Regions from separate parts of the Mus musculus genome. Here region 1 is linked to region 2. Evidence: chromatin contacts called from ENCODE POLR2A ChIA-PET data. All regions are on one chromosome and are shown on one strand. Each heading gives the region's core, a stretch centred on a gene start or an enhancer-like site at or near the end of the contact. The rest is flanking DNA. Distances are from core to core; before and after follow the strand shown.

What was found. ChIA-PET counts read pairs that join two places held with the same protein, here RNA polymerase II (POLR2A).
Region 1: POLR2A ChIA-PET joins it to region 2 with 22 read pairs in Patski. The contact joins the enhancer-like site here to the promoter of Rnf216 in region 2. POLR2A ChIA-PET finds 5 or more read pairs at or near these places in 2 of 5 experiments (Patski and embryonic stem cell).

Annotation. Positions count from the first base shown.
Region 1 is chr5:143,051,122-143,057,612 of GRCm38, forward strand. All of the region lies in intron 13 of Rnf216 (ring finger protein 216), which reads right to left. It overlaps Gm43380 (a long non-coding RNA gene), which reads left to right. Exons shown (of 3, transcript XR_003955828.1): 2 at 1-5,409. Among named protein-coding and RNA genes, the nearest start is that of Gm43380, 15 kb to the left of the region's middle. Within about 2 kb of position 4,695, at least 1 of the 3 ENCODE cell types and tissues checked has a DNase peak (open chromatin) inside an H3K27ac peak, as active enhancers do.
Region 2 is chr5:143,109,915-143,116,833 of GRCm38, forward strand. It overlaps Rnf216 (ring finger protein 216), which reads right to left and starts at 3,106. Exons shown (of 17, transcript NM_080561.4): 1 at 2,985-3,106.

The sequences.
Region 1 (6,491 bases), core at 3,445-5,944, 57 kb before region 2:
TCAGACACACCAGAAGAGGGCATCAGGTCCCATTACAGATGGTTGTGAGCCACCATGTGGGTGCTGGGAATTGAACTCAGGACCTCAGAACCGCTGAGACATCTCTCTAGCCACCACCACCCCCAATTGATTTTTTTTTAAATCTCTACTAACATATGTACATGCCAAGAAGGTGGACACTCTTGTCTCAAGCCATCCTTTAGCTACTGAATTCCTTATAGGAAAATAAAAAGCTATGCCTCGACATTCAGAAAGAGGGAATGGAGCAGGAAGCTCACACACTGCATTCCATGTCTTGCTCTGAGCCTTTAACAGAGGCTCCCATGTAACAGACTCCCATGCGTCTTGTGTTTTCTGGAATGGGATATAAAATTGTATTGATGACTAACAGTAATTCTACGTATCTCACTTTATTATCAATGAGAGGGTTGCTTTAGATAACTATGACACATGATCTCCTGGATGAGAACTAACATCAAAACACAAAATACTGCTCTTAAAGATAAAACTTAGGTATAGTGGTGCCTACCCGTAAGTCCAGCACAGCTAGCTGGAGAACCAACAATAAAACAAATTGGTAAAACTCAGGAGCCTGAATGGCAAAGCTGACTGAATGTAGGAAGAGAAGCAAGTATTAAAAGGCTAAAGACAAAGGTGCTGCTCACTCTGTCTTCAGTGGATCTGGGAGACTGGGCTGCTGTGGCTCCTGCTCAATACAATGAAACGGAATGAAAGCCTTCAGAAGCCTGTGTGCCAACCTGCAGGGCCAAGTACACTGCTAGGAAGAGCACTAGGAAGGGATTCTTTGGTGCGGGCTGGAGAAGGGATGGTGGTTGCAGGAAGGCTGGCGTCACCATGTGATAACTGCAGCAACTGCATTTCTTGCTATGTGAGACATGGATAAGTGACAGACTTAATTTTCGGTTTTGGGATCCATGACTCACCCCAGGACTTTCCCTCAAGCATGGCCATATTTGAGTATCACAAAGAAAAAGGAAAAGAAAACGAAAAGGAAAGGGGGTTGGGAATATAGCCCAGTAGTGGGGTGCTTGTCTAGTGTGCATGATGCCGAGTTCTCAGGACTGCATGAACTGAATAATGCAGGTCACGAGGGTCACCCCACCACCTGATCAGAAGTTCAAGGTCATCCTTGGCTACAAAGACACATTTTGAAAGATTAAAAAAAGAAAGAAAGAAAAAAGAGGGAGTGGAGCAGAGGGGAAGGGAGGAGAGGACAGGGAGCCTGGAGAAGCCTGGGGAGCCTCGAGCAGCATCGGCAGAGCAGCGACGCCCCTCAGTGGCCCCACAATCACTGGCTCCTAGTCTTCAAGGAGCTCTTTTCTTTTCAAATAAAACCCAAGCTTCTGCTCCCACGCCCTTCGCTGCCTTGCAATAGTCTCTAAATTACCTATCTTTTGAGACAGAGTCTGTCACTGTGTATCCCAGGTTGGCCTATAACTCTGGATTCTCCTCTATGTGCATTTTTGGCTAGCACAGCTCTGTCCTAACAACTTCAGGTATTCCAGTCACACTTGCACCATGCACAACGTGGACAATCACTAGGGAGTCACTATGGTTTGTGACATAGGGAGAATGCATGGGCTTATCTAAGCACCTTGAGCCAGGGTATATTCACCACTTCTCTGCATTCTGCTCCTTTCATACACAAAGAATTCTGTCCTCACTCAAGGACCTGCTGGTTATGCTGAAGGTTCTGATAGAAGCACTTCCGTTTCTCTAACCCACCCATGCCCAAAGTTATCAATTGAAAAGTACCTGCAACCTAGCTGGGTCTGCTTGTCTGGGGAGACCGAAGATAAACCCAGCCACACCCTGAACAGATAGCTACCCCATTGCTTGAGAGTAGGAATATCTTGCCAGGAAGAGTGTCTCAAGACTCTCTACTCACTTTTAGGTTCTAAGAAGTGAAGAGTAGTGTCAGGGTTTTGGCTGAATTGCTCAAAGCCCATTAATAATGGACAAGCTAGAGTGCCATGAACGCAGAAGCACGAAACATTTCAGGTTAAATAAAAGCAGCAAAATGAGCCGAGGGCAGGGGCAGGAAAGGTGCCCATGTATGTGGGGAAAGAGAATGAATGCCAGTTTCAAAGGGATTCCTTGAAATGCCCAGCTCCCTTAAGAGTACTGAGCACCATGTGGCACAGCTACCAAAGGCATGCCTTTTTTTCTCTCTGGGTTAGGCCCACATCCCTGGCCACCTGTCAGAGGGTTCATTGACATTGCAGAGCTACCACTGGGTAAAACTGAGGTCAGAGGAAACTATGTTGGCATCTTTCAAACCTATTTCCAATGTTTGAAACAACTTATTTCATAAAGGGTGAGGCCTGCTTGTTCAGCAGAACTTGCCTGCTGACCACTTTTTTAGCCACAGCTAAGAACAGCAGCACACAGCAGCTTGCAGCTCCCTCCTCTGCTCAGTGTTCATGCTGTTGCTACTGCCTCTCTGGTGTGTGTGTGTGTGTGTGTGTGTGTGCGTGTGTACACATTGTTGCTACTGGCTCCGCAAATCTCTTCAAGAAGGGATTTCAAAAGCTCCCACTTCTGACATTCCTACAGAGCTTTGTAGACAAACTGAATGATGGCAAAGCAGCCTGTAAATGATGCCTGGGAAAGGCTTAGTTTGGCTATTTGAAGAGCATCTGCTTGGGAGGAGGCCACAGCCATATGCGAATTCTTTAGCTGTTTATACCCCACACTGCCCCCTCAGCAGAGGGATTTGCTACTCAGCCTTCAGCACATACCAGAAAGCAAGCTGTGCCACATACCCGGGAGAGCAGTGACTCCTATCAGCTGCTCTCACAGCCCAAACCAGGATTTCCAAAGCCTGTCACAGCAACGCTTCTTGAATCAGAAGTCATCCTGACCTGCTTGTCAGGAGCAGTATCTGTGGGAAAGAGAAGCCACTGGAAGCAGTCTTGAATCCCAATTATAAAGGCTGAATTATATTCTGCACCTAGTGTGGCAGTAGCAGCTCCAAAGCAGCTGCTGTGAATGGGGCAGAAAAGCCTCAAGAAAGGTGGTGCAGTCTACATTCACACAAGCCTAGCACTTCACCCATGACGGAAGCCCTGAGGCATAGCCGTCCTCTCCAGGTACCTTGTGGGGAACCATGGGGACCAGAAACACACAGAATAAAACTAGAAGTATACAAACATTTTTGACAACTGCATTTTCTGTCTTTTGAGTTTTCTTAAAACAGGAAAGTCCTTTAGCTCTAAGACTGAATGAAGGCTGGAAAGTCAGCAGTAAAGAGCACTAGCTGTTCTTGCTGAAGACCCAGGTTGGATTTCCAGTATAGACACAGCAGCTTATAACCACTGGTAATGCCATGCCCTCTTCTAGCTTCCATGGTCGCCGCACATACACAGTGCACAGACATTCATACAGGCAAAATATCCACATACATAAAAATCAATTCTTAAAAAAAATTAAAAAGATCAGAATGATCTGGTGACAAATGTAATCTTTTTGTTAAAAACAAAGGCTGTGTATATACTTTTTCTCTTGACCCTCAGGACTCCCTCTTATGGAGGGATGCACACAACCGATGTCTGTCTAGCCCTCCAAACCAGCTTTATGCATGCCAGCAAACATCCCTCTCATCCCATTTGAGATCCCTATGCAGAGAACTCACCTATGGTGGTGCCTGCTTGTGACCTCAGCACTTAGGAGGTCTTCCTATCATAGCAAACCAAAATGACCTGATAGATACTAGTATGCTGTGCTCACCACCCTACTCCTTGTTCTCTCCCTTAGAGTGTACTCAAGGCAGCCACACGGTGGCCACACCTGACCTTCCAACCACTTAGTAATCACACCTCTAATACTTACAACCTATTTACTTGTTTACTTGCGATCCAGTTACTTTTATGATAAACACAGAAGTGAACAGCCTGACACACTGTATGGTCTGTAAAACCTAAAATATTTACTCTCTTGCTTCTTGTAGGAAGTTGGCTGCCTCCTACCTACCATATGCCATAGAATTAATATACCTAGCTGTTCTCTGTTCATAACTATCCCAGGAGAAAATGCACAGTTCCCTCCTCCCTTCACCCACTTTTTCTTGACAAGGTCATTATGCAGCCAGGTTGGGCTCAAACTCTCCCTGCCTCTAACTCCTCAGTGCTGGGATTTCAGGTGTGTATCACTAACTCTTGAAAATGGAGGGCCTCAAGCCGGGCATGGTGGCTCACGCCTTTAATCCCAGCACTCGGGAGGCAGAGGCAGGCGGATTTCTAAGTTCGAGGCCAACCTGGTCTACAAAGTGAGTTCCAGGACAGCCAGGGCTATACAGAGAAATCCTGTCTCGAAAAACCAAAAAAAAAAAAAAAACAAAACAAAACAAAAAAAAAACCCAAAACCAAAACCAAAACAAAAAAAAAAAACCCAAAACCAAAACCAAAACCAAAAAACAAAAACAACAACAACAAAAAAAAAACCCCAAAAAACAAAAGAGAAAATGGAGGGCCTTAAGAATAAAATTAAACTTGGAAAGAATTAAGGATGAAGAAGCCAAGCTTCAAGAGGGAACTTTAGAGAGAGCAACCACCTCTTCAGAATGTTACTTCTTCTTTGTAGAGGAAGTAAGAAGGGAACTGTGGGTTTTGATAAGAGGAAATTCCCCTCTGCTCTGTGGGAGCTATTCCTTGTGTTTGTGTTTTTCTAAGGTTAGGCAAGACTGCTCGGAGCGTACCGTAACCAAATTAGGAAACAAGCTGGCTGATATCTCTTAAGTGGTCAACACATGGTCAGGATGTGCAGGCATGCAGGCAGTGATGGATGGGGAGGGAGTATCAGTACCAGAAGGAAATAGTATTTGCTTGAGAAATCAAGCTTTAAAATTAGACTTAATCAGAATTAATACTTTTTCTTGCTGTGGGTGAAAAAAAAAAAAAAAAAGGTGGGGGTGTCCCAAAAGGCTAGGTGTGGTAGCAGAGACTTACAATCTCATTACTCAAGTGGAGGAGCAGCACAGAGCACACAAGCTTGAGGCCAGCCTGGGGTATATAGCGAGATGGGGAGGGAGTGGAGACAAGACAGGGAGCAAACAATGCTTCCAAAAGTTTCTAGAAGCAAACCACATGGGACCAATGAAATGTGCCACCCATCCTCTTGTGCATCCCCAGGGCAGCACAGGTCTTGGCATAAGCCAGAAGTTATCTATCAAATTAATCAGCAATTTAACAGCTCAAAAGTGTCAAGAGCTGGCTTATGCAAAGCCTCAGGTTTGGGCTAGTGAGAAAAAGGAATTGAGAAAAGTCTTAAAGAGAAAACAAATGACCAAGCTCTGTGAACCTTCCATTTTCAGGTACCCATCCATCTGCTCCACTTGCCAGAACATCGTGAGCTTCAAGGTAGTCTTACTGCTTTGAGAACAGGGTCTAGGTATGTGATACTTTACTCCACAAAGCTTGCCTCTTCAATGACTCTCTCGTTCAGGAATGACTTGTGATTCATTTCTGAATGGGAGCCAGTTGAATACAGACCCAGCCAGAACTATTTGGGTAATAACGTGCAACTTTGGAGAGCCTTGCTTTCCTCCCAAATTTCTGGATCAGCAAGATTCTTGGCTGACCTTTATTCACTTAAGAATGTGTTCTACTCAGTTCCAGCTTCCGCTATGAAACCAGTCAGAATGGAGATTTAAAAGACAAAGCCAACTGCAGTTCTTTATAAGAAACCCCTGTGCTGGCTGAGGCAGCCTTTTTTTTTTTTTAACACAGTCTTATGAAAGCTACATTTTTTTTAAAGATTTATTTATTATTTACTATATGTAAGTACACTGTAGCTGTCTTTAGACACTCCAGAAAGGGGAGTCAGATCTCGTTACAGATGGTTGTGAGCCACCATGTGGTTGCTGGGATTTGAACTCCGGACCTTCGGAAGAGCAATCGGGTGCTCTTACCTGCTGAGGCATCTCACCAGCCCTTTTTGACACTTTCTTAGCTTACCTTAAGTCTTCTGGCTGGGGAGCATAGAGCAGAAACTTCACAACAACTATTTCAAAAGTACTCTATTAAAGGTACTGGATTCCTCTGGAGCTACAGCTGGAGATGTTTGTGAGCTGCCTGACTTGGGTGTTGGGAACGGAACTTAGGTTCTCTGCAAGAGCACCATGTGCTCTAAGTTGCACTAAGCCAACTTTCCATCCCCATTCAAAGTATTATAATAGTATCAAAAAAGCTAAGTGCTTGCATTCTCTTTTGATTTTTCTTTTCTTTTTGAGCCAGGGCTTCATGTAGCCAAGGTTCCTAAAACTCCTTGATAGTCTTTGCCTTGACCTAAAGTGCTAAGACTGCAGAAGTGCCATACCAAATCTGGCATGAGCATTTACTTTTTAGAACTACTTGTATATTGATTCTAACAACTATTTATTATCACTGACAAGATCCTAGGGTTTTAATGGATAACACTTTACACAGATTTTACACTTTCCAAAGACTTGAAGTGATGAACAGAAACCCACC
Region 2 (6,919 bases), core at 1,856-4,355:
CTCCCCCTTCTCAGGAGTGAAAGGGAGAAGGGAATGAGGCAAGGGGCTATGTGAGGGGGAACTAAGAGGAGAGGAGGGCTCAGATCGGGATATAAAGGGAATAAATAAATAAATGAATGGGGAAAAAAATCTAGCCATTGGATAGCTCCCACCCATGCTCATGAGAATGGCCCTGGTTAAACTCAGTGATTACAAAAGAAAACAAACAAAAAAATTCATGACTGTGGGAATGGGAAGTGTGTATGTGTGTGTGTGTGTGGGGGGGATTAATGGGGTAAGAGTCATACATGAAATTGTCAAGGAATAAATGTAATTTAAAATTTTTATAAATTGTGTAACTGAATTCTAGAACCAGCTCTGAACCTTTGTATCAAGTTATTTTTCAGCACCTCTCTTCCCCCTCCCCGGCAACAAAAGCTATTAGATTACTGACAGGACTAAGAAGAGCTATACCTAGCACTTAGCACCAAGTTTTGTACAGCTAAGGCTGGTGAATTAGCTCAATAGGTTAAGGGCACTTGCTGCCAAACCTGACCGACAGCCTGAGGAGCACGTCTGGAACCCATATGGTAGAGGGAAACTGACTTCCAAAAGTTGTCCTCTGACCATTAAGTGTACTTAAGTGTCCATATACATACTAAATGTTTCTTTAATGATTTATTTTTACTCATGTGTATTGGTGTTTTGCTTGCATCTGTGTAGTGAAAGAGTATAGGATCCCCCGGAACTGGAGTTAGACAGTTGTGAGCTGCCATGAGAGTTCTGGGAATTGAACCTGAGTCCTCTGGAAGAACAGCCCCTACTCAGGAGGCAGAGGCAGGAGTATCTCTGTGAGTTCGAAGCCAGCCTGGTCTACAAAGGGAGTCCAGGACAGCTGAGGCTGTTACACAGAGAAACCCTGTCTCAAATAAATAAACAAACAAACAGACAGGCAGGCAGACAAGATATGTTTTGTACAGATAATGTGACTACAAGCCCGGCAGTGGTGGTGCACACCTTTAATCCCAGAGCTTGGGAAGCAAAGGCAGGCGGATTTCCAAGTTCAAGGCCAGCCTGGTCTACAGAGTGAGTTCCAGGACAGCCAGGGCCACACAGAGAAACCCTGTCTCGAAAATACAAAAAAACAAAAACAAAAACAAAAACAAAAAAAAAACAAAAATGATGACAAGATGAGAATTCCTGTCTGGAAGGATCTAGAATACAGTAGAGCCCCAAGCACAGTAAACACAGAGCACATTACCTCATGCTGTAGTTAGTAAACACTCAGCAGACTTCATAAACCTTCAATCTCCCTGAGCCACACTTTATTAAATTCCTCCTCAAGAGCTTTTTACTAGCTGCTCTTGTCCTTTTTAGATAAGTCTAAAGTTGCTAATGCAAAAGGCTCACAGGTGTCCAAAAGCCAGGCTCAAGAGCCTCAGCAATCTCCTCAGGCTCACCATCCTTCTCTACCCTCAGAAGGCAGAGCTTGGCTATTTCTTAATTAGGATAAGCTAAGGTCATAAAAATACTGTCCTTCCCTCCAAGCAAGGGCAGTGACAAGCCCCTTCTCTACATGTTAAAATAACAAGCAGACGGAGCTTTCATAAGGTCACCGTTCATGGTGGGGATGAAAACTTGACCCTGATGCACACAGGCTCCTATACATACTCTTTCACCCTTGCTCTGAAGGAAAACACAATAAATCCATTAGTCTCACCCAAACCAAACCAAACAAACAAAAATCCAGCAAGGAAGCTGGGCGGTGGTGGTGGTGGCGGCGGCGGCGGCGGCGCATGCCTTTAATCCCAGCACTTGGGAGGCAGAGGCAGGCGGATTTCTGAGTTCTGAGGTCTACAAAGTGAGTTTCAGGACAGGCAGAACTGCACAGAAAAACCCTGTCGCGAAAAACAAAAAACAAAACAACAACAACAAAAAAATCCAGCAAGGAGTTGAGAGTGGAGCTCAAAGGTAGAGCGGCTGTTGAGTAGGAGAAAAATGACACATGCCTTTAATCAGGAAGCAGAGGCAAGCAGACCTCTGAGCTACATGCCCGCAAGGGCTACAGTTAGACTCAACAATAACAATAACAATAACAATAACAATAACAATAACAACATAATGGCAAGATGTGGTGGGGTGGCCTACACCAGGGCAGAGGCATGCAAATTCCTGAGTCCCTTGGGCCCAGCCTCTACTTTTCAGGTTTCAGGCTAGCCTCGGCTATGCAGAAAAATTAAAAAAAAAAAAAAAATGAAGAAAAGAAAAGAAACGAATCCAAGACAAACCCCAGCGGAGATGGCGTCCAAGACACTTAGCACAATGGAGAAGAGGATACCAAGTCATTGCACCCTTTGGAGATGCAAGGAGTTCGGGATCACCGAGGAGCCCCACGAGGGGCCGCCTCGTCCCCTCGAGCGTGGGTCTTGCCGCTCACCCCAGGGTGCCACGCGCACGGGAGCGCTCTCCGCTACCACGCACCGGGACTCCCGACTGCAGGAGTTTCAAGTCCCCTTCACTCGGGAGCTCAGACTGGGATGACAGGCGTCAACTTGGACTCCAAGGGGCCCCAAACTGGCCCGGGCTGGAGTTCGAAGTCGCCAGTCGGTCGCCTCTTCCGCTTCTCCAGGCCGCGGTGGGGAGCGCGGCCACCAGAGCGAGCCGCCAGAGAACCGTCTCTCAGCAGCTCGGCGCCCCCCGCGCAGCAGGCCGGCCCGAGAAACTTCCTCAAGTGACGGGAGGGGAGCCGGCAGGCCAGCGGTCGTCGGCGTCGCTCCCCTCCCGTCACCCCCCGCGCGGGTCCCCGGGCCCCCGGGGCTCGCGAGCGCGTCCCCCTCGGGCCCCGCCCCCACCCCGGTGGCGCCCCGGCGGGAGGCCACTCTCCTCGCTCGACCCGCAGCCCCGGGAGACCGCGCGCGCGAGCGCCCATCACGGACTCGCCCCAACACAGCCAGCCCAGCTCCGCGAGCGCGGCTCGACGCCCGGGAGTTCAGTCTCAAGTTCACCTGAAGAAGCAGCCGCTGGAAAAGCTCCCCCGCTGCGACCGCCGCCGCTGCGACCGCCGCCGCCGCCACCGAGGCCGCTACTGCGTTCCTTCCGGCCTCGCCACCGCGTCCACCTCGCGCCTGCGCGCAGCGCCCCCTCCCGACTAATAACAGGAAGAACCATAGAGGGACGCGGACAGTCGGGGAGGAGGGACCTGGAGAGCGAGACCATAGAGATGGGTGCCTAGCCGGCCTCCATCCAGGCTCCACGACTGCAGAACCTTGACTCCTCCTTGCTGTGGGAAGACAAAAGAACAGCTGAACCACAGGGTCACTGTAGCCGCCCCGATTTAGCTATGAAATCAACCGATTAATCACGTATCTATCCCCTCTTGAGGTGATGCTCTGTACCAGGTGAGAAAGGTAAAATGACCCAACTCTCCTCCCAAGGTATTTGGTGAAGAGTAAAAGTTCCAGCTCTGTTCAATCAAGGTTGGAGTGCTGGCCAGCGCTCAAGAGCACCGACCCAAATTTGATTCATGGAACCCTCATTGCAGCTCACAGTGGTCTGTAATTTCAGTTCTAGAAGATCCCTGACGATCTCTTCCAGCCTCTGTGGGCACCAAGCATGCAAGTTGTACACCGATATACATGCAGGCAAAACATGCATATGCATAAAATCAAAATAAAAAATAGAAATTGAATTTTTTTCAGCCAGGCAGTGATGGTCCACACCTTTGATCCCAGCACTTGGGAGGCAGAGGAAGCCCTGAGTTCGAGGCCAGCCTGATCTACAGAGTGAGTTCAGTATAGCCAGGGCTACACAGAGAAATCCTGTCTCAAAAAAAATTTTTTTTTAAATAAATAAAAAAACCTCAAGTTGTGTGTGTGGTTGTATGTGTGTATATGTATGTGTATGATGTATCTGTGTGCTCTGTCTGGGCTTCTATAGGTTGTGTATGTATAAGTGTGTGTGCTTGTGTGTGTGTGTATATGTTGTGTATGCTTGTGTGTATGAGTGTGTGTATGTGTGCTTATATGCGTATGTGTATATGGTGTGTATATGTAATGTGTGCCTGTGCTTGTGTTTATGTTATATATATATATATATATATATATATATATATATATATATATATATATGAATATGAGTGTGTGGTGTGCTTGTGTGTGTGTATATTATGTGTGCTTGTATATATGTGTATCTGTGCTCATGTGTGTATGTGTGCTCTGTGTGTCTGTGCTTATGTATGTTATGTGTGCTTGTGTGGATGTGCGTGTGTAGATATGCTTGTGTGTGTATGTGTGTATATGGTGTGTTTGTGCTCTGTGTGTGTGCTTGTGTGTATGTGTATATGTTATGTGTGTGCTCTGTGTGTCTGTGCTTATGTGTGTGTATGTTGTATACAAATGAGTGTATGACGTGCTTGTGTATGTTATGTGTGCTTGTGTGTATGTGTGTGTGTATATGCTTGTGTGTGTGCTCTGTGTGTCTTTGCTTGTGTGTGTACACTTGTGTGTATGTGTATATGTTGTATGTGTGTGTGTTTCTGAGATTGAACCCAGGGCCTCATAGATGCTAGAGAAGCTGTCAATCACTGAATTACATTTCCAGCCCTCTTCTTATTTTTATTTAAAATTTGAGACAAGATCTCACTAGGTTATTTAGACTGGCCTTGAACTCACTACATAGTTTAGCCTGTCCTTGAACTTGTGATCTTGCTGGGAAGACCAAAGGCTCTCATGTAGTACGGATCAGGAGAGAAACTCCTTCCTAATTATAAAATAACAGAAGGCATTGCATTATCTAAGAAAGTATGTGTGCCAGCTTGGGTGTCTCTTCCTGCTTATAAAGCCACTAATGCCATCGTGAGAGCCCCACCATCATGATCTCAAAATGGACCCCAGAAGCGCCATTTCAAATACCAGTAAACATGCAGAAATGACTGAGGAGTAGGTTTCAAGACATGAACTTTTAGAGCACATAGTCAGACCATGCCAGAAGAGAAGGCTTGCCAACAGTGGTATGAGGAGGAGGGTGACAGAGACTATGGTCATGCTTCTAGGATTCAGTTGTGAGCTTTTTATTGCTATTGTTCTGACAGCGTCTAACTATGTAGCTCAGGCTGGCCTCCAACTTTCTCCCAAGTGCTGGGATTTCTAGGTTGTAGGTATATATCACCATTACTGGGAGAGAGATTCTGGGAAAACACAGTAAAACAAGGGTGAGTAAACCAAGTGTGGTGGCACATATATTATGTGACAAAACTTTTCCTGGAAAGACACAACACCTTGCTTCCCCCAGATAAGGACCGTACAACAGACAGAAGTTTAGGTACCACCAAAGTCCAACTTGGTGAACCAGTGAGTTTTACTGAGGTTACCTGCAGGGATGTGGGTGAGGGGTCACTTACAAGAACAAAAATGCCTCAAAGACAGCTGCATCACCAAAGCCCACCCCAGCATGGTCAACGGCTCACCAAGCTGGGAACCTGGAGCACAGCCTACAGGTAGCTCACCAGGTTGGAGAGTGTCCTTTCCCGGTGCCTCTATTGGTCTAAATCTTTTCCAGGCAGCTTGGCTGGTTTCTGCTGCTTCTAGGAAACTGGTCTAGTCTCAGGAGTCTCTATTGTAGGCTTTGCTCATCTGAGACTCTTCTCTGCAGTTGGTCTCTGACGCTCAGCTTTTATTGCTTACTCTGGCAGGGAGGGGGCCTAGTGAATCTGTTAAGTTTCAGGGACATCCTAAGATCTTTTGAGTTGTTTACCTTTCTTTTTTTTTTTTTTTTTTTTTGGTTTTTCGAGACAGGGTCTCTCTGTATAGCCCTGGAACTCACTTTGTAGACCAGGCTGGCCTCGAACTCAGAAATCCGCCTGCCTCTGCCTCCTGAGTGCTGGGATTAAAGGCGTGTGCCACCGTGCCCGGCTTACCTTTCTGTTTAGGGAGCTTTCCTGCAGGATAAACTATTTCAATCTAGGAAGGAACTGTTAAACAACAACATACCTGTGAACCCAGGTTCAGGAGTAGAACTAAGAGGATTACCATAAATTAAAAGACCAGCCTAGCCGGGCAGTAGTGGCGCACACCTTTAATCCCAGAATTTGGGAGGCAGAGGCAGGTAGATTTCTGAGTTTGAGGCCAGCCTGGTCTACAGAGTGAGCTCCAGGACATCCAGGGCTATACAGAAAAACCCTGTCTCAAAAAACAAACAGGCCAGCCTGGTCTGCACTGGGAGTTCTAGGCCAGCCAGGGCTACAGAGTGAGACTGTCTAAAAAAAAGTCAACCAACCAATCAAACAAAAGGAACAAAACAAACAAACAAGCCGGGTGGTGGTGGCGCACACCTTTAATCCCAGCACTTGGGAGGCAGAGGCAGGTGGATTTCTGAGTTCGAGGCCAGCCTGGTCTACAGAGTGAATTCCAGGACAGCCAGGGCTACACAGAGAAACCCTGTCTCGAAAAAACAAAAACAAAAACAAAAACAAAAACAAAACAAAAAAAAAACCAAACATCCAAAAGGTATGTTAATCAGTTTTTTGTTTGTTTGTTTGTTTGTTTGTTTTTTGTCGATGTAACAAAATACCTGAGAGAATCATTTTGTGAAGAAAAAAGGTTAATTAATACGGGCTTTCAGTTTTCCAGGTTTTAGTCCAAGATCAGACCAATCATATCCTTGGTCTCTGATTGGTGATCCAAATAACAATGGTGGTAGAGCAAACTGCTTACCTCATGGCTGGGAAACAAAAAAGAAAGAGGGAAAGGACAGGCTCCTTACTGTTTGGTTCTAGGTGGAAGCCAAGAAAACTCGCTTCAGATATAGAAGTTTAAAAATGAAAGCTTTATTTTCTGAGCACACAGAGAAGCAGCCAGGTCGGGATCTGAACTGTGTTCCGGAAGGGAGACTGTACAACATTTTTAAAGGATGGAACACAAATTGAACAGGAAGCTGGGGGTGG